Regions from separate parts of the Homo sapiens genome. Here region 2 is linked to region 1. A link is a loop called in an ENCODE intact Hi-C map of the cell type or tissue named here. Cell type or tissue: IMR-90. All regions are shown on one strand. Each heading gives the region's core, and the rest is flanking DNA. Links, peaks and the distances in the headings are about the cores only. Region 1 overlaps SYNPO2 (synaptopodin 2). Region 2 has its middle 71 kb from the start of PRSS12.

Region 1 (16,649 bases), core at 4,597-12,596:
GGCGTGAGCGGGAACCGGGGCTGCGTGCCGCGCTTGCGGGCCAGCTGGAGTTCCGGGTGGGCGTGGGGTTGGCAGGCCCCGCACTCGGAGCAGCTGGCCAGCCCTGCGGCCTCGGGCAATGGGGGACTTAGCACCCAGGCCAGTGGCTGCAGAGGGTGTACTGAGTCCCCCAGCAGTGCTGGCCCACCGGCGCTGCGCTCGATTTCTCCCCGGGCCTTAGCTGCCTTCCCACGGGGCAGGCCTTGGGACCTGCAGCCCGCCATGCCTGAGCCTCCCACCCCCTCCATGGGCTCCTGTGCGGCCCGAGCCTCCCTGACGAGCACCACCCCCTGCTCCACGGCGCCCAGTCCCATCGACCACCCAAGGGCTGAGGAATGCGAGCGCACGGCGCCGGACTGGCAGGCAGCTCCAGCTGCAGCCCCGGTGCGGGATCCTCTAGGTGAAGCCAGCTGGGTTCCTGAGTCTGGTGGGGACGTGGAGAGTCTTTATTATCTAGCTCAGGGATTGTAAATACACCAATCAGCACCCTGTGTTTAGCTCAAGGTTTGTGAGTGCACCAATCGACACTCTGTATCTAGCTGCTCTGGTGAGGACGTGGAGAACCTTTATGTCTAGCTCAAGTATTGTAAATACACCAATCGGCATTCTGTATCTAGCTCAAGGTTTGTAAACACACCAGTCAGCACCCTGTGTTTAGCTCAAGGTTTGTGAATGCACCAATCGACACTCTGTATCTAGCTGCTCTGGTGGGGCCTTGGAGAACCTGTGTGTGGAAACTCTGTATCTAACTAATCTGATGGGGACGTGGAGAACCTTTGTATCTAGCTCAGGGATTGTAAATGCACCAATCAGCGCCCTGACAAAACAGGCCACTCGGCTCTACCAATCAGCAGGTTGTGGGTGGGGCCAGATAAGAGAATAAAAGCAGGCTGCCCTAGCCAGCATTGGCAACCCGCTAGGGTCCCCTTCCACAGTGTGGAAGCTTTGTTCTTTTGCACTTTGCAATAAATCTTGCTACTGCTCACTCTTTGGGTCCACGCTGCTTTTATGAGCTGTAACACTCACCGCGAAGATCTGCAGCTTCACTCTTGAGACCACGAGCCCAGCGGGAGGAATGAATAACTCCAGACGCGCTGCCTTAAGAGCTGTAACACTCACTGCAAAGGTCTGCAGCTTCACTCCTGAGCCAGCGAGACCACGAACCCACCAGAAGGAAAAAACTCCGAACACATCTGAACATCAGAAGGGACAGACTCCAGACGTGCCAACTTAAGAGCTGTAACACTCACCGCGAGAGTCCGCGGCTTCATTCTTGAAGTCAGTGAGACCAAGAACCCACCAATTCTGGACACAAAGTCACTAGAGTCAATCCAGTTATTGGGCAAGAAAGATTTCAAAAGCTCTGGTAGGGGACAGGGAGTCTATTAATAAATGGCAGTCTCCATAGCCGGCACTTTTATATTTTTGCAACAAATCTGTAAAATATTTATTTTTCTCCTGACTTTGAGGAAAGTAAGGCTCACAAAAGTTATGGGACTTGTGTCTGATCATACAGCTAGTGGCAGGAGAATGAAATTCAAGTTCAAAGGCATTTACTATGGTAGATTCCCTCTCAGGCTGTGGAGCACATATTCTTAGCCCTGTGTTTTTTGGGGTATGAGACTGGGTCACTTAATGCTGGTTGGCTCTGATCCAGAGTCCAAGTTTTGATGATTAGGCTTCTGCCTTGTGCTAGGGAACTAATCCTGTAACTATATCCCTGTGTGTCTTACTCTTTGTGACTTAATTGTGCCCTTAATAAATTGTGTGGTAACCCAGCTCTTCTATGACAGGAATTTCCCCTTGCACCTCCTCCTCCTTCCTGGGGGTGAAAGTCCTGCTCTTGAATTTCGCCTGATTGCTTGGACTCTGCTACCACTTGTTAGTAGATATCCCAAGTCCTGTCTGTGTGTATCCTTAAGTTCCTCATAATGGTTGTATTGGATCCTTCATCTCTGTTTGTCATTCATATGCCAGCCTATTCCCACTCTTAAAGCTTGGCTTTTTCTGAAAGGAACTTCTTGCCCAGACAACCCCAAATTTTCTGTTGCCATAGGTGCCCAAACTCTATTCTACTTGTTGATTAGTCTTCCTTCTAGCAGTAGTACTACATAGATTTTGGGATCTGTCACCCAAATTATTTGTTACTCTGTGTGCTGGTCTTTGTCTAGCTCCTTTAGCCCAATGACTGAGCGATATGTGGCCCATAAGATAAGTATGACAGAACAGTGGTGGGAAAGAGTCTGGTGTACTCCTGGAGGTGCAGAGGGTGGCCTCACGTGGGTGCAAGGTGTGTGTGACAGGTTATTGAAAGTAAGGTTGGATTACTGGGGTAGAACCATATTGAAAAGAGTTTTGAATGCCAGAATGTAACACTTGGCTCTCATCCAGTAGTGATGAGAAATTATTATTGGTTTGTAAGCACTCTAGGGAGATTAGTCAGTGTGTAGGATGGACTAGACAGGAGATGACTGAAGATAGAGAAACAAGGAAACCATTAAAGTTCTGCAAAAACAACGTGATGAGAGCCTGGATTAGAGTTATCTGTAATAACCCCAGGAAGGAGGTAAGAGACAACATTTGAAGCAAACTGCACCTTAGTGAGAGATAGGGTATGTAGAGAAGCAGAAGTCAAGGATGAATCTAAAGTCCTAATAATGGTGATGCTGTTGGTAGAAGAAAGAAACATAGGGAAAGAATCAAAATCTGGGGAAAGAAACCCTAAAATCCCAGCTCTCTTTTCAAAATTTTCAGTATTAACATTGATTGTATGTGAGAACATTGCTAGCAAGTATCCAAGCAAAGGGATGTGTTAAAATCAATCAAATTGTTGAATTAAGACTAGAAGACAAATGAAAAATCAAGGCTGAACATATCAATTAGGGATAGATGTGGGAGAAGTCATAGGTGTGGACAAGTGAACTGTGAGGGAAGTCAAACCTAATCTGGCAAGAAATCCAGTTTTCCACAATATTCTGGGTCTAGGCCTCTGCTGGGCCAGTGGCCAAGGATGGGCAAGAGAGTCAAGGATGGACTGTATATTCACAAACAAGAAAGCCTGTTATATAACTTGGCTCTAAAAAGAGCCACCACTACAACTAGGTATGGAATCTCTAAGGCCTGAGATACAATACCTGTGTGAGATTTTCTATCTCATCCCACTGAGAAATGCTACAGATGCCACTTGCTACGGCTGATTCCCTTTGAGCACTAAAATTTACTCTCCCACTAAAGGTGTTGTAGAAATGCCTCTTTTCTTAGCTCAAACATAATTATTGTCCAGGTTTAATATTTAGCTATGTTTAACTCTCATTCTCAACTCTCTTTTCAAAAATTAAAATCATATGACCAAGATAAGCAGGTTGATGATTTAAGTCAGCGTCCTCAGCTGTATAATGGGAACAATAATACCTGACTCCTGCTTTTGTGAAGAAAGAAGAATCTTAAAACAGGTCAATGAAGAATTTACTTGTGTTAAACTATGTTCTGAGTGATGTTAGATTGCTTATTTCAGTGGGGTTTGTTTAGGTTTTATGTCCAGTGGCTACTGATTGGTGTAGCCTATATAGCTTTTATGTAACTTCAGGACCAAACTAGGCTTCTTTTAGTTCTGATACTAATTAATATCCAAAATTGTGGTTAGGAAAATGAAAGGAAAGAAGAAAAAAATGTGGCTATTTATGGTGGGTTCTTTTGTGGGGAGGGAATTTTTTGGCTATGAACTGGCATTTGCCCAACAGTATTCCGAGTTCAGTAAATAACTCAACACGCATGGGTTAAATTTCCAATAAAAACATGAAGCTTAAAAAGTAAGTGGAAAGTACTTGGCAAGATACATATTTACATTTGGTGAAGGGAAATTTTTATGGTGGTTAGCCAAACCTGACATGCACAGGGATTAATTCATCCTCACTCATCACAGAAACGAAAACTGCCAGTATCATATCATACGTGCTATGCTGTGGCTTTCTCTTAAAAATCAGCACCACCGTGAAAGGAAGCTGACCTCTGTGTGCACACACTTAGTGCAAGTGTGTGCCTTACTAGAATCATTATACGTATATATGTATAATAAAACTACTTTTTAAAATGCTGAGAAAGTCTTATATTTGAGGTACTATAATTTTAATAATAGTATAATAGAATCCTTGAATTAATAATTCTATAATTGATGGAATTCATATAATAATTAACAGAATTCACATAATAATATAGAATTACTAATTCTATAATTCTGACTTACTCAAAAATTCAAACGTTTTTCACTCTACAGATGCTCCTCAACTTACAATGGGACTATGTCCCACAAAACCCATCATAAATCAAAAAATACCATAAGTCAAAAATGCATTTAATGCATGTATAAGCCCATTGTAAAGTTGAAACATCATAAGTTGAGTTATAATAAGTGGGGACCATTGGTGTGAAAAAGTGGTGTGAATGGGGAGAAAAAGCAGGTGAGCAAGCGGGGATAGCCAGCTTACAAAATATGTATTTCTGATCCTGTAATATCTAATTTGTTTCCAATTTTCAAATGAAAGACACTGAAATTATTAAGCACTCACTATGTGATGAAAAGTAAACTGAACTTTGAGGAGATTTTTGTAGCTTGCCCAAGGTCACAGAACTAGATTTAAACTTAGAGATGTATAACTTAAAATTGTAGGCAGTGGGCAAAACAGTTTCACCCTTGCTGACTCTGTAAACCTGACAACAATCCTAAGAGGACAATGCTAGAAGTGATGGAGAAAAAACAAAGCTAGCACCTAAGAGACAAATTTGCTCGTTTCCCTTCTGAGTTAGTTTAGACAAACTGCCCTTACAGTTTGAAGGGCTTGGAGGAAAAGAAAAAAATACATAAAAAGTGTTTTATTTTCCTATTTGGGGAAATGTAAGGGAATCAGATTCTGCTTGAAATCTCAGAATTCCCTTTTCTTTTTTTTTGAGACAGGGTCTCCCTTTGTCAGCCAGGCTGGAATGCAGTGGCATAATCACAGTTCACTGCAGCTTCCACCTCCTGGACTGAAGCCATCCTTCCACCTCAGCTTCCTAAGTAGCTGGGACTACAGGCACGCACCACTACACCCGGCTATTTTTTCTTTCTTTTTTTGTAGAGACAGGGTCTCCCCATGCTGCCCAGGTTGGTCTCAAACTCCTGGGCTCAAGTGATCCTCCCACCTCTGTCTCCCAAAGTGTACAGGCATGCATGAGCCTCTGCACTCGGCCTCAGAATTGTTTTTATAAGTATAGTTAAATATTATTCTGTCTCCTCTCTTTCTTTTATGTTCTGAGGAAGTTCTCGTCAGAAGTTAGGATAACTCCTACATAGAATTTCTGTGGAGATTAAATAGAGTTCTACATGTAAGCCTACGAAGCTGTTCAAGACCACTGTAGAGTACTATGACGCTCACTGGGACCACACTATGAGGTCTATCCCTGTAGAATTATGTGATGTTGAAGAAACCATTATTTTCCTTCTTACACTTTCTCAAAAGAGGGAATGTCCACCCCTCTCATGGATGGGAGAACATAACACTTCTGGATCTCTCCTGTCACTTCTCGGCATGGGAAGAGTAGCTAATTTGATTAAAGAGAGACTGAGTCATTGAGCCATTATTTTTCAGAGACCATGGTTACTGCATTGAAAAGGAAAAGCTGGCCAGGTCTTTCTCTTACTGCCTCAGACCACTGTGTTCACAGATGATGCGCTCACTTGTGCTTCAGGACCCAGAAAGTAGGCAAACCCTGCCCTAGCAGGCCCAGCTAGCTTTTGTTCTCCAGGCCAGCTTTGCTGTCTATGAATGAATAAGTCAGGTTGCCCTTTCACTGGAGACCCATTGGCTTTAATGTAATAAACATTAATTCCTAAAAGATATGGAAGCGCCATTCTAGCCTCAGGTCTAAGTCACATTGTCCAGTGCATCTTCATTGTGAGTAAAACTGATCATTTCAAGTTAAAGCCTAAAAGGATGGTGGGATGTAGGAGAGCTACTCTAAGCCTTCAACATTTGGGACCTTTGAGATAGTTGCCCAGTCCTCTGCTGTCTTGAAAACACTGGCATAACATAACCATCCATGGATTCTGGCTCCTTGTTCTTAAGAGTCATGGGTTCGCTTTGTTTTCAGTTTAAAAGACACATAATAATTATCTGCTTATTGTTTAGAGTAATTTACTAAACATTAGCCAAAACAGCTAACTTAAGACACTGAGCAAATCTCAGAAATCAAATATAACATATATTCATCTTCATGTCAAAGAATAACATATTGCATTTTAACACGGAGGGAGAGAAGGAGCGAAGGTGCTCACGGGACCTTTCACTAGCACCAGAATGTGCTCAGTCCCAAAGTGACCCCAGCTTTTTGCCACCCCAGAGAGTGTTGGTCTAACAACAAGCCTGTCTAAGGAGACAAAGTATCATTGGGGGTCAAAACAAATGAAAAGATTCTGTGTCCTCTGGAACTCATGTTGACATTTCTCTGAGAAAAACTAAAGTGATCTTTTTGATTGATTACTTTATTCATTCATTTATTGACAAGGAGTTATAAAGCACCCACCGTGTTCTAGTCCTCTTCTAAGGACTTCTTCTCTGCATGTGCAAATGCTTCTGAGATGAAGGGAACCTTTAGAAAGCCTATGTGGTCATAGGCCAAATCCACCCACCTTGGTTCTAGAGTGTTTGTAGCTTTCTCTATTTTGGCAGTAATTGGATATAGCAAGACCAGTTTTCTACTACAGTCCCTTTATAATAATGAAATGAGGTTATCTGCTATGGGAAGTATATTTATCTTTCTATCATATACAGACAAATTTGTAAATAATATGTGGGGTGGTTAAGGTAAAAGCATTCATGCATCTTATCCAAGGGAGGTATCAAGTTATTACAGGGTATATAGTAAAAAAATTGGAGGGATACAAACTTATTGTTTTATTTAGTGAATATTAAAGAGTACTAAGGGACAGAGTTATTCACTAGTGACTGTGTCATAGATCTTGATCAGAAACAATCAAACTTCTGGGGCTCTTGATTGGCACATATGATAGCAAGACCTTTGGAAATTTCTCAATAAAACATTTATTTATCTATATTTTGTTCTGAATAAAATGTGAGCACCTTAGGGTAGAAGTGTAGTTTATTCATCTACATGCTTATGTCTGGTACATGGTAGGCATTTGACAGATAATTGTTAAGAGAATGAAATCTGTTGATAATTTATAATTCAGGAATAAAACAGCTTTCAGATAAAGCTTTTGCTAGGTGGAAAGTGAGTACAAATTACAAGTACATTTCCAAGAAGGCTCATATATGTCGATTATTAATTTTTGCTATCATTATTAAACAGAAGTCCTAGACAATGAACAGAAATTTTACCTAATGCTGTTAATTAATAATAGAAAAATATAATTGAAACAATGAAAGTGCTCAATATTTTCCTTATGCTAATCATCTAATAGTTAAATGCAAACAATAGAACATTCCCATAATGAAATTCTATTACACTTCAGTCTACTTTTTAAAGAGGCCAGGTTCTCATCTCAAATCATTTTTGTTGGCATTTCTACTAATTTTTCATGTTTTAAACAATAACTGATATTTTACCAAAAAAAAAAAAAACCTTGTAATCAACTTCCAAAATAACAGCTATTTTCATATATTAGTGACCTTATAGAAAGAACGCCCAGAACTTAATAAAACCCCAGAAGACTTTAGAAAGTCCTGGTTCACAGGAACACAGTGCTTCTTTGGTTTCAGGCCATTGGCTACCTCATTGTTGGGATTTTCCAAGTCAGATAGTATTACACTTGGAATATGCCAGTGAACATTAATAATCATGACCATAAATGAAAAGTTGGCCTTCTCCAATGGGATATAAAAGACTGGCGCTCCACACCTCCTCAGAGCAGCAGAGGGCAGTGAAAGCACTGGTAATGGATAATATAAACCCAGTATTACCATCGGGAGAGAAACGTACTTTTTTACAAATACATTTTCCATTTTAAACGAACACCATGCATGTAAGAGTTTGGAAATATATTTTTAGTCTCTAATGCAGTTTTGGAGCCATATACAACTTTTACAAAGTGCAATGTAATTTCTATGTAGCATTTCTGGGACTTAGAGTTCAATTTAATATATCAGAAAAATGTTTTAGGGAGTAACACTACCTTGTAAACTTGGTCCAAAACTTAGCTGTACAGTGTAGGATATCATAAAACAGTGGTAACCCACCAGAGACAGAGTGTTGTGTTTATGTGAGTATACAATTTAGGAGCTGCAAGGGCCCCTTGAGGTTAACTAATGATTCGTGTCCCTCCTTTTAACTGACCTGGAAAGACTCCTGGACTTGCTCAACTACATAGAGGCTAAGACAGTGGTCTCCTCACTCCTCTCGTTCTGTGGATTTTCTCGTTCTGTTTTGTTTTCGTTTTTGTTTTGCCACGCTATATTTCATAATACTTAGCAGTTAGATTTATAATCTCTGACGTTTTAGTCAGGGTTCAAAGGCCAAGGAATTTCCACCTGGAAAATGCAGGAGGGCTCAAAAATCAGTCTGAGCTTGCTTCTGCAAAAATTTGTTTTTAACTTTGAAAAGAGAGGCCTCCACAAGGGAGTTATGCCATTCATTTGAAATTTTAAAAATTGCTCTACCCATTGCAAGTCAGTATATACTTAAAGTTCTTTAAAAAGAAAAAAGACCCATCACTCCTCCACCAGGGACTCCCAGAAGACACTGCTCTTTTAACCTCTGCAAACCCACACAAATCCAGTCCCCTTTCCTTCTTAGATTGCCCCATCACTGTATCATGGTCAGAAATTTTACTAAATGGCAAGGCAAATGCCTATGGGTGCTTTCTTAGCTGTGACCTTTCGAAGTCTGGGCTCTAATTTAGAAAATCTGTCACTCACTTTTCCTACTGAGTTGGGAGAGTGGACTGGAGCTCAGGAGTGGCTGAGAAAATGGTTAAATGGTTAATGGTGAAACAGTAACCTCTGGGAGAAAAGACATCTCTGTGGAGCCAGGACATTGCTGTAACAGTTACATTCAAACATTTCGTCTCCAGACTTTGTTGATTTGCCTGGAGCCCATGAGGTCTGATTGGCATTAGCAAGTGCAAGGGCCTCCAGTGACATTCTCCTGACCCTGCAGCAACTTCCTTCTTTCAAGAACACACACTAAGCCTCAGGCCAGGACCTCTTGCTTTCATTTTCACTAACTGGCTTCTCAGCCTGCTCTCTTTGTTCTACATCTTGTGGTTTTTCAGCAAGTCAAGGGCCAGGCTGAAATCCCAGAGCAAATTCTTCCAAGGCCAAACAAGGAAATGCTCAGCAAGTCTTTGGAAACCAATAACCAAGAGCACTAAGCTATGTTATTTGAAAGTTAATACATTGAATGTCACATATTTTTTCACCATAGTTAGACATTTTATAGAATAGCTGTATGTCTTCATTATATGACATTCTCTAATAAAGTTTAAAGTTGCATGGATAGGTCCATGTTTTAAGTTGACTTTTTTTTTTTTTTTTGGTATAAAGATTTTTCAAATCAAGAAGAATTAAAAAGCCAAATCAAGGAAAACACCTTCTGGAGAGAATCTGGTGTTACAAACTTTAGTTAAATGCTGTATATCTTATGATTTCTTAAGGAGATGACTCATACCAAAGGGAATCATCCAAGACATGCCAAAAGCATAGGGGAAAACATGGAACCTTTTTGTCCAGAAACTATCAGGGATTGTGCTATACCCGTTTCCCCAAGTGAGGCAAATGGTTCTCTGGAAATTACCATGAATGGGGCTTCCCCACTGCACTTTTAGTTGAGTTGGCCAAAGAAGCTGCAGAGCATCAGGCCAAGGACCAAGAGGAGCTGTGGTTTTTGTGTGATGAAATGTGCTACCATCCAGCAAGGATTAGGCTCTGAGCACAACCTGCTAGTTTGGAAACCTGAAGCCAGGATTTTCAGAACGCTGGCTCTTAAGCATAACCCAAACAACAAAGAGAAGTTGTTTGTTGGAAAACTCAGTCTCAGGGAATGTCAGAGCTAAAAGGTCAATTGTAGAGTTATCAGGTGGCTCGACGAAAATCATATTTACGTGGTTCCTCCGCAGACTTTTATTTCCTATAGGGAGACAGAGGTAGAGGAAAGAAAGAAGAGGGTGGGAGAGAAAAAAGAAAATGGGCAGTATAGAGTGGGAGCTAAAATGGGCTTGAAATTAACTCAGTAGCTGAGTTCAACCACTGAAACCTTTGTTTTCTGAAATATTAGAAGGGAATAATAGTACACTCCTGTGTTATAAGGTTGTTATAAGAATTCATAGAATTAATCTTTGTAAACTATTTAGTGCCTGTCTGGAACATATCCATTATGCTCAATAATGGTTAACTATTATTACTGTCATTTTAAGTAACTGGATAAAGAGGAAAAAGATGTACTTACTGTGAGGTACAGTTCCTTAAAAACTACCATGTTATTAACTAATCATTCAGAGCTTTGTAAGGAAGGACCTGCTGACCTGCTCTTCAAGTACATGAGTAGATTCAGATACTTTAAAAACTTCATCAATCTGTTCAACCTACATTAGTAAAATCTATACAATCTGGGACAAACTAGGCCACCATTTGTTCAGGTAATACCCAATACAGGAGGAACTAGGGGAGGGGGGTCTTTCACTTGCCAAGCCCTGTAAAACAGTAGCTTTGGGTTATATCATCCCAGAAGTATGTGTGTGTATATATATGTTATATATATGATACATAGCTATATAATTTAAATTTTTATAAATGCTTCATATGAACTAGCAGCAGCCCTGGGGTCCAATCCTAAATCCCACAGCAATTTAGGATCTTGACCAAACCTTCTGCCATACCCTAGCTTTCCTTCTTCAGGCAAGATTATATAGAAGAAGTCCTCCCTTGGGGTTTACAAGGGTAAGTGGGGGAGCTGTGCTCCAGGGTTTCTGGGAAAGACAAACCAACTCAAACAAGCCTATTCTATCTATCGTCTCTACCCAGAAGCTAAAATGGGGAGGCAGACTGCCTTTTCTTTCTCCCTAGAGAGCTCATACCTCAATTCTGCTTTAAAGGTATTGCTTGAGCATTGAGGTATAGGAGCCAGAGGGAGCGATGATGAATGCCTTCTCAAATAAACCACTTTTTCTATTTCCCGTTTCTTTCTATCCACTCAAATGAATGGTTGAGAATTTTGCTGCCAACTTTTGCCCGTGAGTCCCTCCGATCCACCTAGATTAATCCTGGTTGTCCTATCAGACTTAGCTTTCCATAATCCACAATAGTCTCCCATCCCAGAATGAGGTATGGGCTTATTTATTTATTTAGACAGGGTCTCACCGTGTCACCCAGGCTGGAGTGCAGTGGTGCAATTATGGCTCACAGCAACTTCAACCTCCTGGGCTCAAGCAATCCTCCCACCTCAGTCTCCATCCAGCTAATTTTTTTTAAAAAAAATCTTGTAGTGACAGGGCCTCATATTTTGCCCAGTCGGGTCTTGAACTCCTGGGCTCAAGTGATCCTCCCGTCTCAGCCTCCCAAAGTGCTGAGATTACAGATGTGAGCCACCATACCCAGCCCCCTCTACTTTTTGATATCATCTTGTACGTACTTCCCAGAATGTAAATCCATGAGGACAGGACCTGTGCCATCTTGTACACGGTTTTATTTCCAGCACCGATAATAGTGCCTGATACATAGCAGACATCCAGTAAATATTGTCAAATGACTGAATAAATGAATCATAGTGCAAGTAAAGAAGGAGAAAAAACAATACTGTGTAACCATAATTGCCTTCTATGGAGGCTAGACAGTAGATCCTGGAACATAAAAGTCTCCTTGCCCAAGCACCAAGATGGATTTAGGTATGAAAAAAGTGGGCCTGGATTTGAATTTGGGGGATGCATGAAAAGAACAGAATTACTCTGTACAACAGACAGCAAGAGCATCCTGGAGCTGGAGCTTGAAGGAGGGTAGAATGCAGTGCAGGAGGGATGATGTGAGGAGTAGAACCGGGAGATGGATGAGAAGATTGGCAGGCATATGGCTGCTGTGTGGGGTAAAGCAGACAGTGAGAAGGCCCTGGTTGGGGTGGGGGGGTGCTGGCAAATGGACTCATAACAGGAATGTGCCCTCTGTCATTTGAAGTTTATTGCTGTGCTCTCCCATGACCCAAAAACTCTCAGTTCAAGTTTTTGCAATATATTATCAGCTTGGTTTTTATGATTGCTTTGTGTGTGGTGTAGGGGAGGGAGAATAGATGAGAAAGAGTTGTTTCCCAAGCTTGAGTTTATGCCAAGACAGAGATAAAGGAACAGCTACAAGATGCACAGTACATTAGAAAGCAGGAAGTCAGGGCAGAGCTGACTGTGAATGCAACAGAAATCTTGGGAGCAGCCTTTGGGCTTCGAAAGGACATGAAATGGAAGCTTTGTGCTGATTCCAGTCAGATCTCAACGAGCCAGGAGGTCCCAGCTAACACCTGGGACACACTATGTATTCCACATAAAGGTTAATTTTCTTGTCTTTTTTTCAGTCCTTTGGACTGAGTTTCTTGATAGCAGGGGTTTTCTTGTTTGTAAGAACATCTACATCTCCAGCACAATGTCTAACAGACAGTAGTTACTATTTATTGAATAAATAAATGAATGGCTTTACCGTAAACTTTCTTCCTTGGAAACCACCTAAGATTAATGAGAAAAAAAATCAAATCAAAGAGTGGGAGGGAAGAAGAGAGAGAAAGATGGAGATACAGGTGGAAGTAGAGAGGCAGAGTGAGAGGGAGAGAGAAATAGTATGTCACCCTAATAAATAAAACCTGATGGTTTTCTCAGATAACATTTTTTCCATATCTCTCAGTTTTTAATTGTTTTTTTTTTTAATTTACTTTTGAGACAGGCTCTCACTCTGTCACCCAGGCTGGAGTGCAGTGGTGCAATCTCAGCTCACTGCAGCCTCTACCTCCCAGGCTTAAGCAATCCTCCCACCTCAGCCTCCCAAGTAGCTGGGACCACAGGCACAAACTACCACACCTGGCTAGTGTGTGTGTGTGTGTGTGTGTGTGTGTGTGTGTGTGTGTGTGTTGTGTGTGTTTTGTAGAGACAGGGTTTTGCCTGTTGCCCAGGCTGGTCTCAAACTCCTAAGCTCAAGTAATCTGCCCGCCTCAACCTCCCAAAGTGCTGGGATTGCAGGCATGAGCCACCACACACAGCCACATCTCTTATTTTGAAAAATCTATTATTTATCTTTATCCCCCAAAACTTCCTTGGCACCTGCTCCATATGCTAGAATTAGGTTAAATGGAGTGAAAAGCCTGGTGGATAATCTTGACGGGTGGTCCCCCTCATGCAAAACCCATGTACGTCCTAATAGGATGCAATCCCATCTCAGTGAGAGCCATGCATCACCTGGCCAGTATTTGATTAGAAGGTTGATTGATTGATTGATTGCATTTCGAGGACAGACTGTATCCAGGACAGCTGTGGCCTCCATGCTACTATGAGTTTGCCTAGAGGCAATGGTTAAATATGAGTAACAAGTCTCCTAGGCCTTTATGCAAAAAGCTTAATGCAAGTTGTTTGGTCAGAGGATCTGAGATTGTACCTCTGTAATTAAAGTTTTATAGACTATGGAAATAAATCATAACAGCATGTACTAAAACTAATTTTTAAAAATCAGTTTATCCTCATTTCCCTGAGAATTTGATCAACTGGTAAAATAAACAAGTATAATAAAATCTGATTTTTTTAAAAAAATGTAAAGATGTGAGCTGGACACGGTGGCACACACCTGTAGACTCAGCTACTTGGAAGGCCAAGGAGTTCCAGGCCAGCCTGGGCAACATCACAAGACTCCAACTTCTAAAAAAAGTTAAAGATGCAAGACTTAAAAATAAGTTTTTCAGTCCAGTCTAAATACATAAAAAGTCTAAACATCATAAGCTTTCCTTATTATTTCAGATTTATTCAGCATTGAAGTAGCAATTAATTACTAATAATACAGATCAGTAAGTCAGGTAAAATTATTTCTTAGTCTGGTGGCCTGTATGAATGTGCTATTAAATTAACCCACCTTTGAAATTACAAATATGATAAAAGTTTATTTTTCCTAGATGAAAACACATTTCAGTGGGACAGAGACTACTGGTCTGTATACTCACTGTAATGATCTAATAAGATAGACACTTGCCTAGGGTGCCTTGTGGAAAGTATCTGACTTTGGGCACAAAAATTTACTCTCACCAAAGGTGTTATAGAAGTGCCTTTTTCTTGGAATTAAATGCAATACAAATTGAGTTCACTCTCAGATATGTTTAACTCTTATTCTCTATATTACTTTGAAAAATGACCTCTCCTTCCCTTCTGTCTTCATATTATGGGACAAAATATACCACCACCAGGCAAGCTCTGTGTGTGGCTGCAGTATAGTTCTTATATCATGGCTGCACCCACAATTCCACCTGGTCTTCAGCTTACTTGCCCTCAGATTCTGAACATTACAGACAGTTTGCATTCCCCAAGGCCAAGATTATGGCTAATGGGTGGTAAGGAGAAAAGCACTTGTCATTCTCCAAAAATATGAGCTGCCAACAAAATGTGGATAAGCTCAAGGAACCATTTCCAAACATGGAAGCAGGACTGGATCAGATTGGGGCAGATGGAAGCTTTTCCCAGTTCTTGATTTTGCCAATCTCCCTAGCTGATTTCTCAATCACTCAACACATGATGAAAGGGGACAAAAATGATCTCTATTTCCAACACTTTGGAGCTATTAAAAATAGTCAAAGTTCTCCTAATAAAAATGTTAGAAAAATTAGGGATTTTAGGACTATTCTAAAACCCTTTATAATTAGGAAAATGTCCTAGCAGGGTTAATGTTTTTAGAAAGTAAGAACTGAATACTTTAATTATTATTATATTATTCCATGTGCTCCCAACTTTGCCTTCTCTGTAGGTACCCGTTATCGCTAGGTTTATATTTTGCTTTGCAGGAACATTTTTAGCTATTCACTGATTAATGAAAGGCACATCTGCCTCTAGTAAAAAAGCATAGTATGTCAAAGATGCATTAACAAGACTTCCTTTATAAATTGGCTATTTTCTATCACCCTGGGGCTACAGAGACTTAGTTTCATCTTGTTTTCCTATTACTTTTCTAATCATTTTTCTCTATTTCCTTTGACAGCTCCTTTTCAAAAAGCAGTCCCTCAGTGAGCTCATCTGCTCTCAGGAATTCATCCATTGCTGCTGTGCGGATGCTTCAAAGTCTAACCACATGAACCATCAGTTACCAGCCATCTACTACCTGATGAAAGGGAGCAAAAGCGAACACAGGGTGATTGCTCTTATGTGTGTCTTCAGAACAATAAGTTCAAAGATAAAAATTTTATCTTTCTGACCAACAAGATGGGCTGAACATCCCAAAGCCTCATTCTGTCAGTAGAGACAAGATTTAAATGGAGGTAACACCCACTAAAGAGCCATATACTGAAAATGGACAAGGGCTAGAAAAAATAAAAAACAAAAAACCTGCCTTCCTGGTGATACATTGCATCACTCTTGGCACCAAACATTTTAGGAATACTTAGTTATCTTCTATTGTTTTACATTTGTATGTCCGTGATTTGACAAATATTTATTGAACACTTACTCTGGGCCAGGTAGTAGTCTAGATGCAGGCAGGCAGCAGTGAATGTGAAAGACCTTAGAGAGCTTTACGAATTTAGAGAGAAAATGCTAACAATAAACACAAAAAATATAAGATAAATTAGAGCTATATAGGAAGTTAAAAATAGACTAACGTGATAGAGCAATGGGTGGAGGCTGCTCTAGTAAAGGTCGTTGGAGAATGCCTCTCTTAGGGGATACTATTTGAACGGACACCTGAGTAATGAAGACGCAGAGATGCAAAGATTTAGGAAAAGTATGTTTCAACCCAAAGTGAGAACATAAGGCTCTGAGAGGTGGGCAAGCTTAGCATGTCTGAAGAATGAAATAAAAGCCAGCGTGTCTGGACAGAGGTGAATGAGAGGAAAAGCCAGAGATGAGGCAGCAGAACAAGGCAGATCTCAGCTCCTGTGGAATCTGTAGGCTGGGGTTTCTCATCCTCGGCACTAGTGACATCTCATTCTCTGTTGCGGGGGGATATTCTGTGCAGTATAAGATGTTCAGCAGCATTCCTGGACTCTACTCACTAGAGGCCAGTAGGTTCTCCCTAGTAGTGACAAGCAAAATTGTCTTCAGAAGACATTGCCAAGTGTCCCTGGAGGGGTGGGGGGGGGGCGGTAAAATAGCCCCCAGTTGAGAACCACTGTTGCAGGCAAAGGTAAGAAATTTGAATATTATTAGGGGCGATAGGAAGCTAGTAGAACATCTTAGGCATGGAGGGATAAGAACTGAGTTAAACTTATGCTAGCTTCTGCGGAGAAAGGTAAGAGGAAATTTTGGCAGGGAGGAAATTAGAAGGCGACTATAACAGCCCAATCAGACATGATGAACTAAGGTGGTAGCCAAGAGGATTCATCTAGGAATTAGGCGGAGGGTGGTAAGAAGAAGGAAAGAATCAAGTATGCTGCTTAGACTCTCTCCTGGAGCCATGGAGTAC
Region 2 (16,649 bases), core at 3,204-11,203, 540 kb after region 1:
CCTCCTGACAATCACAGAAGCAGGCTGGGATCCTACCCAGGTATGGCAGAGCAAGTGAGCCCACCTAGGTGGGAATCCTTACCCTCCTAATCCTGCAGGTTCACTTCACAATCTTGTGTAGACCTTAAACGGTTGTTTAGACAGTTATATGAAATGGAGTATTTTCTGGAGAAAAGGACAGTGAATGGGGATATGGGGATTTTTTTTTTTTTTTTTTTTTTTTTTTTGAGACAGAGTCTCACTCTATCGCCTAGGCTGGAGTGCAGTGGCATGATCTCTGCTCACTGCAACCTCCGCCTCCTGGGTTCAAGTGATTCTCCTGCCTCAGCCTCCCGAGTAGCTGGGATTACAGGCGCCCACCACCACACCCAGCTAATTTTTGTATTTTTAGTAGAGACAGGGTTTCACCGTGTTGGCCAGGCTGGTCTCAAACTCCTGACCTCAGGGTATTCTGCCCGCCTTGGCCTCCCAAAGTGCTGGGATTACAAGCATGGGCCACCGCACCGGGCTGGGGATTTCTAAGTCCACTTGACTCTCTCCCCTCTGGGCCTCAATGGGCAGCATTTTATCTGTAGCCTTTTTATCTTATAATAGTTTAACTAATGGATCTATTTTGAGTAAGGGATATGTACAAATTCTTTTGTGATTCCAGGAGGAGATGAGAAGTACAAAGTACAATTATAAAATTATCATTGTCACCATTATCTCCAATCAGCACATCATTCACAGTGACAGTTCTAAGAGCTTTATATGGGAAAAGTGTAATCTATTGCAAATAGAGGGCCATCATTACTGCTCTTAGGCTCCCTTTAGGATTAGGGATGCAGGTTATCATCTAGGTCCTGCGGTCTCCTAGAGAGAGCAGGGAGCACCATCTCCATTAGTCAAAAGAAAGAAAAGTAAATGTTAAGAGATGAGACTAGGGCAATGACTCCCTGTTCTTGAGACAACGAGTCAATTCAGTGTCGAAGAAAAACTCAGTAAGTTTTGATGCCTTGCTCTTAACCTACAAACTTGGTAGAGCCACAGAAAGAACATGGAGCAAAATGAAGAAATGGTTTAGTTCCTCTAAGGATCCTTTCATACTTAGGCATTGCTTAATCCAGTTGACTGATTTTTCAAAGAATCTTGCCATATCTGATTTGAAAGCACACAAAGTAGGTGGCTACTTCACGCCTCATCTCTTGGCTCTAGGATCATATTGGGATTAGGCTTTGGGATCAGGTTCTTTGCAGATCAGAAATGGCATAGGGGAGTGTACCGGGAATCAGACAAACCTAAGCACACATCCAGATTCTCCATTTTTTTTTTTTTTTTTTAGCTGTGTGGGAAAATCTCTTTGCTACTGACATGGTTTGGCTCTGTGTCCCCACCCAAATCTCATGTTGAATTGTAATCCCCAGTGTTGGATGTGGAGCCTGATGGGAGGTGATTGGATCATGGGGGTGGTTTCTCATGGTTTAGCACCATCCCCCAGTGCTGTCTCATCATAGAGTGCTCATGAGATCTGGTTGTTTAAAAGTGTACAGCACTCCCGCTTTAGCTCTCTTCCTCCTTCTCCAGCCAAGTAAGACGTGCCTCCTTCCCCTTCACCTTCTGCCATGATTGTCAGTTTCCTGAGGCCTCCCAAGCCATGCTTCCTGTATGGCCTGTGGAACTGAGAGTCAATTAAACATCTTTCTTTTTTTTTTTTTTTTTTTTTTTGAGATGGAGTCTCGCTCTGTCACTCAGGCTGGAGTGCAGTGGTGTGATCTTGGCTCACTGCAACCTCCACCTCCAGGGTTCAAGCAATCCTCCTGCCTCAGTCTCCTGAGTAGCTAGGATTACAGGTGTGCACCACCACACCCAACTAATCTGTGTGTGTGTGTGTGTGTGTGTTTAGTAGACACGGGGTTTCACCATGTTGGCCAGGCTGGTCTCTAACTCCCGACCTCGTGGTCTGCCCACCTTGGCCTCCCAAAGTGCTAGGATTATAGGCATGAGCCACCGTGCCCAGCCCACCTCTTTTCTTTATAAATTACCCGGTTTCAGGTAGTTCTTCATAGCAATGCAGACTAATACAACTACTTTGATTCTCACCTTTCCTTATTTGGAAAAATATTTCCATTGAAGTGTTGTGGTGAAGATTCAATACAATTAAATGATATAACATATGTAAAGGGCTTAGCAATAACCCAATGGCTAATAAGCAGCCAAGGAGTGGTAGCTCTCAGTATAGTCAGCCTCTAAGAAGAGAGCAAATGTTTATTTTCAAGAAGAATTATGCAGAAAGGGCCACTTTCAGTCTACCATTCCCCCAAATTCCTTGAAGGAAGGATGATGTGAGCAGCAAAGGAAGAAAGGAGAGTGGGCATGAAATACTATAGAACCTGCAAAGAATGAAGTCCCTCTGTCTGTGTGTGCCTATATCAATAATTTAAACTTACACATTCATGAGATTTACTGTGTTTATTAGGATGTACATGTGTCCCTAAGAATCTGAGAGTTCCTGAGAGACAGAGACGGTGTCTTACTCATCTGCTCTCCCCAGGTCCTGGCTTACTACCTGGCACTTATTGGGTAATAAATGTCTGTTGAATGCATGGAAAAAGAAAGGTAGGAAAGGTATGAAGGAGAAGATGGAGGTCACGACCAGTAGAAATCTCAGCTGTTCTGCCTGGGCTCCATGTCATCTCCCTGCTATTAGGCCCATCAGAATGTAAGCACAAATGCCTAGAGAATGACAAGCTTCTTTGGGACTCTGCTGACTAGACATGACATAAGACTGGACAGCTTCTGGGGAACTTCCAAGAACTGGCTCCAGGCAGTGACTAATCCTAGGAGCTGCTGGCTTGGCTGCCTCTCTCCCTTCCTTATTTCCAAGATTGGTCACCTCCTGCTCTGAAATAGCAATTGATTTTCAGACATGAGTTGATAGAGCCATGATTTTCTAATACTGTTCCAAAGGGGCTAAAGTACCTCTGAGGAGCAGTGCAGGCTAGGATCAAACTCTCCCTACCTTCCACTCCACTCCCTACCTTGCCCCTCCACCTCTGCCCACTTTCTATTTCCTCAGGCACAGCAGCTTCTACCTTATGGATTACAAATTCTGGTCATCCATCTATGGTTGCATTAGGAAAAGAGTATTGCTACTTTCATTTTCTTTTCTAACCACTGCCCTAGAAGAATAACACCTCACATTCTCTGGTAGACTGAAGCCTGCAGCTGCAAGGATGCTCAGAAAACCAGACTTCTATTCATTGGCCACTTGCTGCACTTTCTGTCCCTCGATCCTTGCAACGTACCTTTGAGGTAGGCATAAAAATCCCCATTTACAAGTGAGAAAACCAAGGCAAAAGAGGTTCAGTTTATTTCAGGCTCAAATGTGCTTCCAGTAGCTTATAGCCTCTACAGCTAGTGTTTGAACCCAGGTCTGAGACAAATAGGATTGACAAGGGGAGGGAAAAGAGGAACAGAAATTCTTTTCTATAAGACAATTGTTTATGCAGCCAGGATTTCTTAACATCCAGTTTGTGCCTACGGACATAATCTTTGAATTTGCTTTGTTTCTCGATGAATAACTTGGAAGCTATTCAAATAACTTGGAAGCTTCCTTTAAAAGGAACATCAGGAGGTGATTTTTGACTAACCCTAGGTGTAGTTTCTGAGCCAAATAGATTTTCAAATAAGAAAATGAGAGGACGTGAGGTTGAGGAAAATGATAGGCATTCCAACCTCACCCGCTTGCTGACGACCTCCAAGTGATTTCAACAATGATTTCAAATATTTCACTTTTTAAGTCAGTGTGACTTAAGTATGAAATTGCCTCTCCCTAAAGCTCCCCTAAGGCCTAAACAGTCGTCATTACCATAGCTGTGACAGGGAGACTGTTGAATTTATAATCTATTGGCCATTCACAGCATAGCGTATAAACCTAGCTCATGATTTCTTTGCAATAGAAGTGCACTTTTTCATCATATTCCCTTCACAACTTACTCACCAGATCAGACTTTGAGCTCTCCTCCTGACTTAGCCTGGATCATTTGAAATGGTCATCCATCCTTTGGCCCCAATACCTAAACTAAGGTCTATGAACAATAAGATGATTTTCTTCAGTGGGACTTTTTTGTTTAATATAATATTAGATATTTCCCCTGATACAGGGCTCAATCTTTTTCTTTTTAAAGCAATATTTCTCAAAGTACTTTTCACAGAACTTAAGTTTCATTAAGCACTTCACTAAAAGAAAAGTCTGTGATCTCATAAATTTGGAAAATATTGAGAATTAGAGCCCCCTCTTAGATATGTACTGTAGCTACTCAGCTTGTTACAGATGAAGTAAACATTGTAATATTCACCCAGCTTTTGAGTGATGTCTATTAACGTCACCCAAATGAGTATTCCATGGAATGCACTTTGCAAAAACCTATTATTCAAGAAAATTCTGGAGCATGAAAGCTATTAACGATAAACCCATTCACAAAATCACACCAAATATCTAAAATCATGTTTAAAATCTCCTAGAAATGGGTTGAATTGCCCACTTCAGAGACAAAGTGATTCTTTTGTAATAACGAGTTTTGTTTAGTGAGTACTTATTATCTCATTGAATCCTGAGGACTACCTCACAAGGTAAGTATAGCTCTTTTCATTACACATGACAAACAAGGCTCAGAGAGGTTAAGTAACTTGCTCAAGATCACAAAACTGCAGAGTGACAAAACTAGAATTTTGAATCTAAGCTCAAAGGGTCACCAAACCAAATTTGGGTCCACCCACCCAGCCTATCAAAGTCAAGCACTGATATCGGCATTGCTGAGACAGAAGTTGAGGAATTTATTGCAGGCAGCAAGCAAGGAGTATCAGGCAGCTAATCCTTAAGGCCTAATCTCCCTGATGGTTTATGTGTAAGGGTTTTTAAAGGTGGGAAGGCAGAGGTTGCAGGCAAGGTCATACAATACATGGAGGCTACATATTGGTTTGGCCAAAAAAGGCAAAATATCTCGAAGTGAGGGCCCACAGGATAGGTGACCATTAGATGAATTCAAAGATTTTCTGATTTGAGACCAGGTGCAGTGGTTCACACCTGTAATCTCAGAGCTTTGGGAGGCCAAGGTGGGTGGATAACTTGAGGCCAGGAGTTTGAGACCAGCCAGACCAACATGGCAAAACACCATCTCTACTAAAAATACAAAAATTATCTGGGCGTGGTGGTGTGCACCTGTAATCCCAGCTACTCAGGAGGCTGAGGCATGAGAATCGTTTGAACCTGGGAGGCAGAGGGTTCAGTGAGCTGAGATCGTGCCACTGCACTCCAGCCTGGGCAGCAGAGTGAGACTCTGTCTCAAACAAACAAACAAAAACCCAAAGATTTTCTGATTTGTGATTGGTTAAGTTTTGGCTACAAACTTGGGGTCAGCAGAAAGGAATGTTCTGCTCTGGCCTGTGGGTGTGACTTCCTCCAGGTCCCTCAGGAAGAAATTGAGAACAAAGAACAGTTGTGAGAGTTCAGTCCTCAGTTCCTCCTTATCTGAGATCTACGAGCCAACAGGTGGTATTTTCCATTTAGCGGGGTCTGGGTTTCTACAAAACAACTCAGGGACATATGTTAAGATGTTATCTCTAGTTTCTATAGGGAAACAAACATTTTGTGGCTCTAATTTTCTTTTTTTTAAATTATACTTTAAGTTTTAGGGTACATGTGCACAACGTGCAGTTCTGTTACGTATGTATACATGTACCATGTTGGTGTGCTGCACCCATTAACTCGTCATTTAAGATTAGTTTGTGGCTCTAATTTTCTTGACTGTTGTTTTAAGCTATTATTACCTTCTTACTTATCAGGGTGCTCATCTACTTCTTGAGGCTAGCCAGGTGGCTGGAATTTTCCTTGGAGGTACTCAAGAGATTCCTTTATTTTTCGTGCCTTAAATGGGTCTGTTCTCCCTCTTCAAAGCTCAAGCTCTTAAGGACTATGCTATTGTTAGATTTTTCATATTGGAGCAGACCTTCCCTCCTACTCAAGAACACCCCTTCTTCAGACAGCCTGGCTGGGTCTTCATCCTGGGAGAGCTCATGAAACACAAACCAGATCTTGGCCCTCACATGTGTCTAGGCAGAGCTGAGCCTGGGCAACACCAAGCATTCCCCCGATTTTGCATGCCCCAGCCAATTCAGAGTCAAGATCCATGCTCAGCTCCTTCCCTGCAAAGTGCTAATGATGAAGCATGGGGATCAAGTCAGCAAACTCCAGAAATGGTCTTAGACTAGGAGTCAAGCCTTGAGATCCTATTACACACCAGATTCATTCCCTGATTAGAGCTGCTGAATTCTTTTACTCTCACTGCACTCATGCTAAAGTTTCTTTCCTCCAGCCTCCTAACCCCAGAGGAGGCTGAGCCATGATACCCATTGTCAAGCAATACATATTTAAGGAGCCCCTGAGATATGTCAGGCACCATCATAGGTGCTGGGACAAGTGAATGTGACCAGGAAAGTCCCTCCCCTCTCAGAGGTTCTTTTCAAGTTGGAGGACAGCAAATACAGAAATATAGAGTCTAACATAACAACAGGGAGTAATAAACACTTTGAAGAAAAATAAAGTGGAATAAGAGGGTAGGGTTGCCATAGGGTTCTCTGGGCAGTCTTCTATGGGAAGGCCACTTGTTTGGGCAGAGAAACAAAAGATGTCTGAAAGGAGGACTACGGGCCCCCCATAAGTGCGCTCCGGTCTGCGCACAGGGCAATGGGCATGTAATTTCCTATGATTAAGACCTACAGTATGTACAATATTACTGCAACAGACACTGAGACTGACTTAGCATTGTTTCATAGTATCCGAGTTGCTCTGTTGGAAGAAAGTGCATGTGATGGGCATTCATTTGCTTCTGCCATCAGACAGATTCTCTACCTTTGTCCTTCCTACAAGATTCCCTAGGAAGGCAGGGCTCAGTGGCTCACACCCGTAATCCCAGCAATTTGGGAGTCCGAGGCAGTCAGATCACAAGGTCAGGAGTTCAAGACCAGCTTGGCCAACAAGGTGAAACCCCGTCTCTACTAAAAATACAAAAATTAGCTGGGCATGGTGGCACGTGCCTGTAATCCCAGCTACTCAGGAGGCTGAGGCAGGAGAATTGCTTGAACAGGGACCCGGGAGGCAGAGGTTGCAGTGAGCCAAGATCGCACCACTGCACTTCAGCCTGGGCTACAGAGTGAGACTCTGTCTCATAAATAAATAATAAATAAATAAATGATTCCCTAGGAAGCTGACTCCCACTGAATGTGCCACTCAGGAGTCCCTGCTCTCTAGATTACAGTTGAGTTTGCTCAATGCAAGGCCCCAGCAGAAATGTTGAAAATAAGAGCAAATAGATAGTTAACCACTCTTTAAAACAACAATGGATGTATACTTCTCTGGCCTCAGCTCCCGTGGGGAAGCTCCAGTGCCAGTCCCTGGGTGCTTCACCATTTTCAGTTAGTTCCTAAACCTTGTAAACAGACCCTTCACTAAATTCTTCCTAGTTAACCCTTTGAGAATGAAACCATTTCCTGCCAGGACTCTGACAGATACAAAGAACCCACAGCCGACTGCTGGGTGCGCGGCAGACCTGGTGCATGGCTCCACACTGCCATCTTGGGGGCTGGCACAGGCTGGCAGGCACTGAGTCTGGGGAAGGGAGCTGGGGCTGGAGGTGTGGAGGGGAAGACCGTGCATAGTTGCTTCCTGATCAGCTCTTTATTTGATTGAGAGTGAGGCAGGGAAGATTAGAGGGAAGCTTACAGTGGAATTCAGGGCTGAGGCTGCTATTCTTTTGCTCCTTGTAACTTCCTACAGTGTTGTCAGCATCCACATACTTCTCTGTGGGGTTGGTCTCAGAGCCAGGTTACCTTGTCTTAGGTCCAGTGGCACCCTGACTGGCTTGGTGTCCTTGAACAAGTTACCTAACCTCTCCATACCTAAGTCCCTCAGCTGTAAAATTAAAAAAGAAAAAAGAAGAAGAGTACCTACTGCATAGCATTGATTTGAAGATTGAATGAGCTGGTATTATACAACGTTTAGAAGCAGTGCCTGACACGCAAAAGGCTCTCAACAAATACTATCCTTTACTAATATCCCGTGTGTCTGTATCAGAGCTGGGGGGGTGGAGGGACAGAAAGAAGTGGGAGAAGGTAAAGAGATGGGCAAATGATCTCTAAAGTCTCTCTGGCACTAACACAATTCTTTATTATGTGTTTTGTCTGGCTCTTTATATTGATAGCTGTTCCAGAGGCAATCAATACCTATTAGTCGGTTTTATTCTTATTTTGCTGTCTGATCTTACAGGGGAGCAAACTGAGGCAAAGCATGAACTTACTTCTCAGGAAATTAACCATTATGTTGGCAATCGCTGTGATTATTTGAACAGCAGCATCTGGACAAATTTAGTCACATGAAGTACAGAAGAGAGATTTCTCATGGTTAAAACGAAGCTCTCTTTATTTGCTTCTGCTAATTAAAAAATCAGAGCTAAAGATACTTAAACACTACAGTTAAAATGCCATGGTTGTCTATTGGCTTAATGAATTCTCTTATGAAATCAACTCTAAAATGTTATCCATCATAAATCATGAAACACAATTTTTCTTATTCTCTTTAGAGCTTTACAATTCATCTTAAAGACCAGTGTTTACACTCTCTTCTGTAGGTTGTACAATAACCTTTGGCGAGAAAAAATAAAAGTCTGGCTTTCTGACTCATAAGTGTGTTCCCTTTAACAGAAAAAGAAAATATGTCCTCTTTAAAACTGATGATCATTGGTCACCTCAATTTTATTGAAGTTCACTTCTGACCTCTTTAGATGTAGTTCTCTACATAAAACTTCCCAACAGAATTCTCTGTCTGAATGCCTCCTCCACAAACAAAATTTTAAGAACTAAAATCATCATCTTTCCTTCCAAATGTGCTCTCCCTATGTCCCCAGGGCTCTCTATGTGTAGAGCTGAGACCATTTGCCACTCAGTTTCCTCACCCAATTAATTACAAGTCCCAACAATTTTCCTTTTTTTTTTTTTTTTTTTTTTTTTTTTAGACGGAGTCTTGCTCTGTCACCAGGCTGGTGTGCGGTGGTGCAATCTCAGCTTACTGCAACCTCTGCTGCCTGGGTTCAAGCGATTCTCCTGCCTCAGCTTCCCAAGTAGCTGGGATTTCAGGTGTGTGCCACTACATCCAGATAATTTTTGTATTTTTAGTAGAGAGGGGATTTCACCATATTGGCCCAGATGATCTCAATCTCTTGACCTCATGATCTGCCCACCTTGGCCTCCCAAAGTGCTGGGATTACAGGCGTGAGCCACCATCCCTGGCCCAGTTTTGCCTTTTTAACATCCCTCAGCTCTTCAAATCCATTTTCTCTTCTCTAACACCTCCCCATTCCCCAGCTCGTAATGAACTCTTAAGTAGATTACTACAATCACTTCCCAAATGGTCTTCCTGGCTCCATCAGCCTTGTGACCTTCAAGTTCATTCTCCACATGGATGTCAAAGTAACTTTCTAAAATGAAAATCTGACCACGTTACTCTCTTGCCTAAATCTGCCTATGGCCGCTGTTAGGATCAAGTCTAAACTCCCGACCCTGGAACATCAGGTCTTCGTGTTCTGTTTACTGCTTCTCTACCTCACCTGCAACCAACACCACTCCCACATCCATATTCTGCTCACCGTGTATCAACATGAACAGGAGGTGGGTGTTTCAGTCCCCAGGAAGACACTGGGCCTTTTCAATCATCTACTGCTGTGTAATAACCACCCCGCAAACTGACCACATGATTTCATTTTGCAAGGGTTCCTTCCTTGGGCTGTGTTCAGCAAAAGGGTTTACTGAGCTGGCAGGTCCAAGATGGCCTCACTCACAGGACTGGCTGTTGATGGGAGCCTTGATGCTCTTGGGCTCACCCCTTATCCTCCAGTAGGTTAGAGCTTCTTACAGTGGTTTCAGGCAGCATCTGAAGACAGTAAAAGCAGAAGCTCCAAGGCTTCTTACATTCTAGCCTGGAAAATCACATCACATTGCTTCTTTCATATTTTTTTTGGCAAATCAGGTTGCAAGGCTTGCCCAGATTAGGGTAAAGAGGCTCCTTTTCTTTTCTTTTTTTTTTTTTGTTTGAGTCAGAATCTCGCTCTGTTGCCCAGGCTGGAGTGCAGTGGCGCGATCTAGGCTCACTGCAAGCTCTGCCTCCTGGGTTCACGCCATTCTCCTGCCTCAGGCTCCCAAGTAGCTGAGACTACAGGCACCTGCCACCACGCCCTGCTAATTTTTTTTTTTTTTGTATTTTTTAGTAGAGACTGTGTTTCACTGTGTTAGCCAGGATAGTCTCCAACTCCTGACCTCGTGATCCGCCGGCCTTGGCCTCTCAAAGTGCTGGGATTACAGGCGTGAGCCACCGTGCCCGGCCAAGAGGCTCCTTTTCTTGATGAAAGGAGTAGTGAAGTCACATTGCATGTCCTTGCAAAGGGACATGCAGACCACATTAGAGAGAATATGTGCCTGTATTTTGCAATCTGTAACATGGGCATAAACTAAATGTTTTCCAAAGGGAATAGGGCAAAACAAAAAGGACCTTGACCACTCCTTTGGCCCTGAATAAATCCAGGAAGCCTAAGAGTATGACTATCCTGAGGTAGAAAGAGGGTCACATGCTGGATAAGAGGTACCTGGGCTCTCCAGTTACAAGAAGAGAGCATGGTTACATTTATAATCACCATTCCCAACATGCTGTGAGTGCAGGCAGCTACCAGGAGGAGAACAAAGGAAATAACCAGGACACCCATCTCTAAACCTGTTAATTTAATCACACAGAACACTTCTATTTAAAATTCCCGAGGGTTAAGATGTAAGAATGCTTATCAAGGTAAATGCTGTTCACACTGCTTGGAGTGTCAGGCCTAGATCTCTATCCATCAGAAACAACAATATCAATAACAACAACAGCAACATGATGATGGGGCAATTTCTGAAAAGCACCATGTATTTTATCGATACATGTCCGTTGCAGAAAATCCAGGTGAATCCAAAGAAGAAATGAATGTCTTCCACAATCCCATAGCCCAGAGCTAACTAACCACTATAAAGAACCCAGCGTGGTTTTAACTAATGGATCAAAAGATGCTCATCAAAGGCTCTGAGCTTTCCTGAGTGCTAACAGGAAACATCCAGCATCTCTGGTCTCTCCAAGGCTGCAGGTGTCTTTGCCCATAGTGCCTGTTTTGTGTCAGGGAAAGAATCAACCTGGGAGCCAAGCCCAGGAATCAGGATGACCAAGACATACTGGACAAGGAGGGAACAAACCCATCCAAGGACACTCAAGGACAAATCAAGCAAATGAATTTAAGGGAGACCGGCTCATGGTCTGCTTTGCTGCTCAGCATGGCTGGGAGGCACAGTGGAAGATCATGCATCCTGCCCCTGGGACTCCTGTGCCAGAGCCTGAGAGCTTTCTCCTGCCCACAGGCTAGGGGTAGGACAGTTGGAATTGATCCATGCCTTCTAGCTAGACTGTGGGTCCCCTCAGTCTTGGGCATGGTGACAGCCCAGCATCAGACAGAGGTCAGTATCAAACTAGAAAATTTAATAAATGCTGTCAGATTTGTAGACCCAAGAAAATATAAACTGCCAATCACGGAGGAAAAAAATCTCTCAATGATCTTATCTTTATATGATTCCCTTGCTGCCTGGAAATTGACATTTCCTTGGGGATAATCTGGTCATAGGATTGGTGAAGGTGGAAGGGAGGCAACCTCCGAAGGTGGGGCCCTCTGCTCACCTGGGACAGGGAGGGCCTGAGGTAGGTGTCTGTGTGGGCTGGGGAGGAGGATGGGAGCAGTGCTTCTAGATGTTTCCACTTTTTCCTCATTAGATAATAACGAATGGGTGATTTCCCTAGTCACTGCAGTGTGAGGAAATCTACAAAATTAATTTCCCAATACACTTTACAGGATAGGTGGAGAAACCCATGAAGCACAACTGCAGTGGGTTATAAAAAACGGCCTTTCGAGTTGAGCAATAAATTCGTTCGAGCAGCCATTCTGAAGGACAAACGTGGCTCTGTATTTAAGAGGGGCATTCCAGCCCTTCTCTAGCCACTGGGTTGACAATGACTCACCAAAGCCTCTGGTAGCCACCACAGGACACCCAGAGCATATGTTTTAAAGCTGAACACCAAACTGCGGACTTCAGGAGTAAGTGAACTGACTGGTTTTTATTTTGTTTTACTGCTTTTAACATTACAGTAACTGTTACAGGTTCCAGCAGGCTAACTGGGTGGAAATGAGTTTGGTTTCACTTAGTCTCTCTAAAGAGAAAGCAAGTCCGTAGACTAATACCTAATAAAAGCAAAGCTCCCAACAATTGAAATTGCCTGGGCTGCTCTGTGTGTCCCACATGCATGGGTGTGGGTGCCAGTGTGTGTGCGCGTGTGCATGCATGTGCATGTGTGTTGGGATAGAGTGGTAAGAAAATGGGAAATAATAAGAATGTTCAGTCCATAGCCTTTCATTATAAAAAGGTGAGCTGTAATAAATACTAGTGCCACATTTAGCCAAAACTTTACTCCAGCCAAAGGTGATATTTTCATGATAACATCCTGTGATTGCTTTGTTCTTCGTCTTTTATGTTCTTCCTAGATGGGCTCAGAACATACAAGAATTAAGCACACATCTTATTTTCCAGTGATAATGCTACCGGCAAATTCTGTTGTTTGTATAAACATCAGCCATGTTTATATAACTAAACTGGTGTTTTGTTTTGTCAATTCAGCAAGAAATTAGACCAAATGGTGGCTTAATGCTGCATTGATTTGGCTATCAATTTCTTTTCACTTTTCTGCAAAATATTTAATACATTATTAAATTGAATTATGCTGACGCCACAGTTGTTCTTATCTCAATTGTCTTAAAATTCATTTAATTTTTTTCCTTTGGTTTCATTATTCAAATTTTAACTTCAGTTATCAAGATTTTATCTGATGGAAGAGATGGAGTCCATTACTAAGGACTCCATTGTGCTCCATCATGCCAGAGTTGTAAAATAGATCTTTTAAAGGAAATTTACTGTGATTTTTTTCTATTTAAGAGCTTCCTCTCCAGTTGAGCATGTAAGAAAATTATACCAGGAGAATACAGTAAACTCTATGAGGCAAGCTATAAACATGTAGCATTGTGATTAGGGCTGGTTCTCCTTCTAGAAACATGGTAGGATTGGAATTTCATACCATCCTTGAAGTTAGAGACAGCCACGTGACTCATTTAGCCAATGAACTGTGAGCAGAATGACATGTCACTTCCAGCAGAAACTTTAAGAATCTGAGAGACAGTCATACGTTTTCCATGTGCTGTAGCCTTATACCCAAAGCCTGGGTCCCAAGTGACCATGACAGGCAGAGCTCCCTGTTGAGCCACAGAGATTTAGAGAATGGCTGTTAACACAGCATAATCTAGCCCATCCTGACTAATCTGATATTAACATGTATAATAAAGAATTCTATCAATGCTGAGGGAAGATGATTAGTTAAGGTCCTAGGTTGCAAGTCTCAAAACCTCTTCTAAGGATTGTAGACAGGAAATTAAATGACTTCTAGTCCCTAGAGTTCCCAATCTCCTACCATCCCATCCTAATATGACAGAAGTAATTCCTGAGTTGCTTCTGAAACCAGAGCTTCTCTCAGAACCCTTAGCCTGCCAGATGGCTTCTTGGAGAGCCCTCACTCACTTTTCTCCTTCTGCTATTGCTGCTCATTCATTCCAGCTTTTAAAAATTCATCTTTATCCAGGAACCTCGCTTCTAGAAAAGTCAAACCGGTGCTTCCAGGAGGCTACAGCTATCGAGCAGTGACCTTGCCTGTCATGTTCAGCCCTACATCTCAAACTCCAAGCACATGGCGGTCACTCAGTTAATATTTATTAAATATTGAACACTTCTTTTTCAAAAAGCAAATTTCCTTTTGAGTATTCAGCTACTGGTAGATTAAACATGTCCTCAAAAGAAACTATTTGTAATCACGCTAATTAATTAGAGGAAAAAAGGTAAGAGAATTCTAGTTTCTGAATAAATTAACTCATGCTAAGTCATGTCCTTTACTCATGTTACCTGAGGTACACAAATATAATGTAGAGTAAAATATATCTCAAGTATATCTTGATTCTAACTGCAAGAGGATACCATTATTGTGTAGTCACAAACTCCAAAAACTATGTAAATTTGTATCCTCAGCTTCAGCAGTAATTCTATGACTTACCCTAGGCAAGCCTGAACAGGTCTCTACAGCTTAGTTTCTTGTTTTGTTAAAGGGATTTAATACAAGCTTACCTCACCAAGATGCTATGTAAAACAGTTTCTATTTATTGCAAGTACTGTATGATTTTTGTGTCTATTGGTGTGGAGCAACACACTCATTACATGATGGCATCAAAAATTTTGTGCCACTAAGGATGCCAAATTCTTGGAGATACTAGAGGGATTATAGTGCATATGACTAATTAATTTTGGGGATTGTGTTGCAGTTACATCTAAAGACAAACTTGGAATTTAGGCTGAAGAATTGTCTCAAATCATTTTAAATTGTGTTTTTAGAATATGACACTTAAATATCTCAGGATAGCCTCAAAACTTCAGTAGAAAATCGGGGAAATATGCCTAAATATCTCAGGATAGCCTCAAAACTTTAGTAGAAAATCCGGGAAATATGCCTTATAAGCTTATAAAGTTATAAAATTTATGGTTTTATGTATTATATAAATAGAGCATTGCAGACACATTCCTTATTTTGAAATAAAAAAACCTTCTGATATTAGCATTCATTTACTTAAGACCCTGTGGAACTCAACAAAGCAATAGAGCTGGAGAAAGGATTGCTAACTTATCCAAGATATAGTTCTGATTCTGAATGGATACTATCCATCTTTCTCAAAGAAACTGGGACTTGCAATAAATATAGTTTGATAGGATGCATTATGTAGAGTTTTTTCAAAGATTTTAAAATGTCAAAAGAGCCTTATAATTACTTTACTATAAGTAGCCATAATACTGCAATAGAATTCAGCAAAATCAATCATTTAATTTAATTTATAAAATTAAAATTTTTGTTTACAAATATAAAATAGGTTTTTAAAATTCTGAAGTCATCAAAATGAACTAGCTTTCTGACTTGAATCGAGTCATCTAACCACACTGTATCAGAGATTCCTCAATTGCAATTCAAAGGAAATGAAATAATTCAGTGATTCTCAAACATTTGGGTCAAGGATACCTTTACCCTCTTAAAAACTGAGGACCTCAAAGAGCTTAATTTATGTTTATGTGGATTATATCAATCATTATTTACCATATTAGAAATTAAAACTATCATTAAGATAAAAACTGAGATACTTACTAATTTATTTAAAAATAAGTAAATATTCTATTACGTTATAAGCAGTATATTTTATTTAAAAAACTATATTTTCCAAAGATAGCTTTTTTTTAAGAAGAGTAACATTGTTTTACATTTTTTCAAACCTGTTTAATGTCTAGCTTAATAAAAGGTGGCTGGATTCATACATCTTTTTCTGCATTCATTCTGCTGTGCATTTATTCATGTTGTTTCGCATTTTGCATTTATTCATGTTTTGGTAGAAATATTATGAAGAAAATTTGGTCGCAAACAGAGTATATATTTGGAAAGGGATTTATGCCTTTAAAACTTTGATATTCATTTCAGATAATTGTTTGTTGCTAATATGCTTATATCATCAAAAGGAAGATGTGCAAAAGGGTAGTTAATGGCATCTTGGGCTGCTGTTTTTAGAATAAGAGAAGAGGTCTTACTCAGCTCAGTAATGCTTGTCTAGAGAGTGCCTGGTTTCTTTTTTCTTTCTTTCTTTTTTTTTGAGACAGAATTTTGTTCTTAATGCCCAGGCTAGAGTGCAGTGGCGCAATCTTGGCTCCCTGCAACCTCTGCCTCCCAAGTTTGAGCAATTCTTCTGCCTCAGCCTCCCGAGTAGCGGGAATTACAGGCATGTGCCACCACACTCAGCTAATTTTGTATTTTTAGCAGAGACGGCTTTTCACCGTGTTGGTCAGGCTGGTCTCAAACTCCTGACCTCAGGTGATCTGCCTGCCTCGGCCTCCCAAAGTGCTAGGATTACAGGCGTGAGCTACCGCACCTGGTCCCTGGTTTCTTTTTAATACTACATGGAAATTTCACATGTAGTAATGTCTTAAAGCCTAGTTGCTTTGTGAAATCTGAAACATAGCAATAAATTTTTTATATTAAGATTGAAAAAAAATCCATATCAAAGAATAACATGTTGGGAATGGCTTGAAGAGACTAATAGAGATTATGCCATCCTTTAGTATACCACTGCTGAGTGATAAGAGGAGGCAGCGGACAAAACTATGGGAAGAATCCAACAAGTCAATTAAAGTTAATGATTTTAACCCACCCCTCTTAAATACTGAAGGAATAAGCCTACCAAAAAATATAATCAAAACTATATAACATGATCTGATTAATAAACTAAAATTAATAAAGGAAGATATAGAATCTTAACAGAGAATACATATTTTTCAAAACACATATGGAACAGCCACAAAAATCACCATGAATGAAGTCATAAAGGAAACTTCATATATTTCAAAGAATTCATGAAATGGAGATT

Evidence for each region. A loop is a pair of places that touch in the nucleus more often than their neighbours do. Peaks named below come from ENCODE experiments on the same cell type or tissue, not always from the same donor. Only the 100,000 strongest peaks of a DNase experiment are listed, where the experiment ranks them.
Region 2: a loop joins it to region 1, with 10 times the contacts of the local background. A loop is called at or near these places in 1 of 110 quality-filtered maps.

What each region holds. Positions count from the first base shown.
Region 1 is chr4:118,960,778-118,977,426 of GRCh38, reverse strand. All of the region lies in intron 1 of SYNPO2 (synaptopodin 2), which reads right to left. SYNPO2-AS1 (SYNPO2 antisense RNA 1) reads left to right here. Exons shown (of 3, transcript XR_939120.3): 3 at 15,231-15,545. Among named protein-coding and RNA genes, the nearest start is that of SYNPO2-AS1, 16 kb to the left of the region's middle. RefSeq lists an enhancer at 9,311-9,360. In IMR-90, for the core only: a CTCF peak has its summit at 7,939 (motif pointing right); DNase peaks (open chromatin) are centred at 7,906, 9,286, 9,726 and 12,346; H3K27ac peaks cover 1,988 bases.
Region 2 is chr4:118,415,214-118,431,862 of GRCh38, reverse strand. No RefSeq gene overlaps it. Among named protein-coding and RNA genes, the nearest start is that of PRSS12, 71 kb to the right of the region's middle. In IMR-90, for the core only: a CTCF peak has its summit at 7,610 (motif pointing left); no DNase peak of the experiment used is centred there.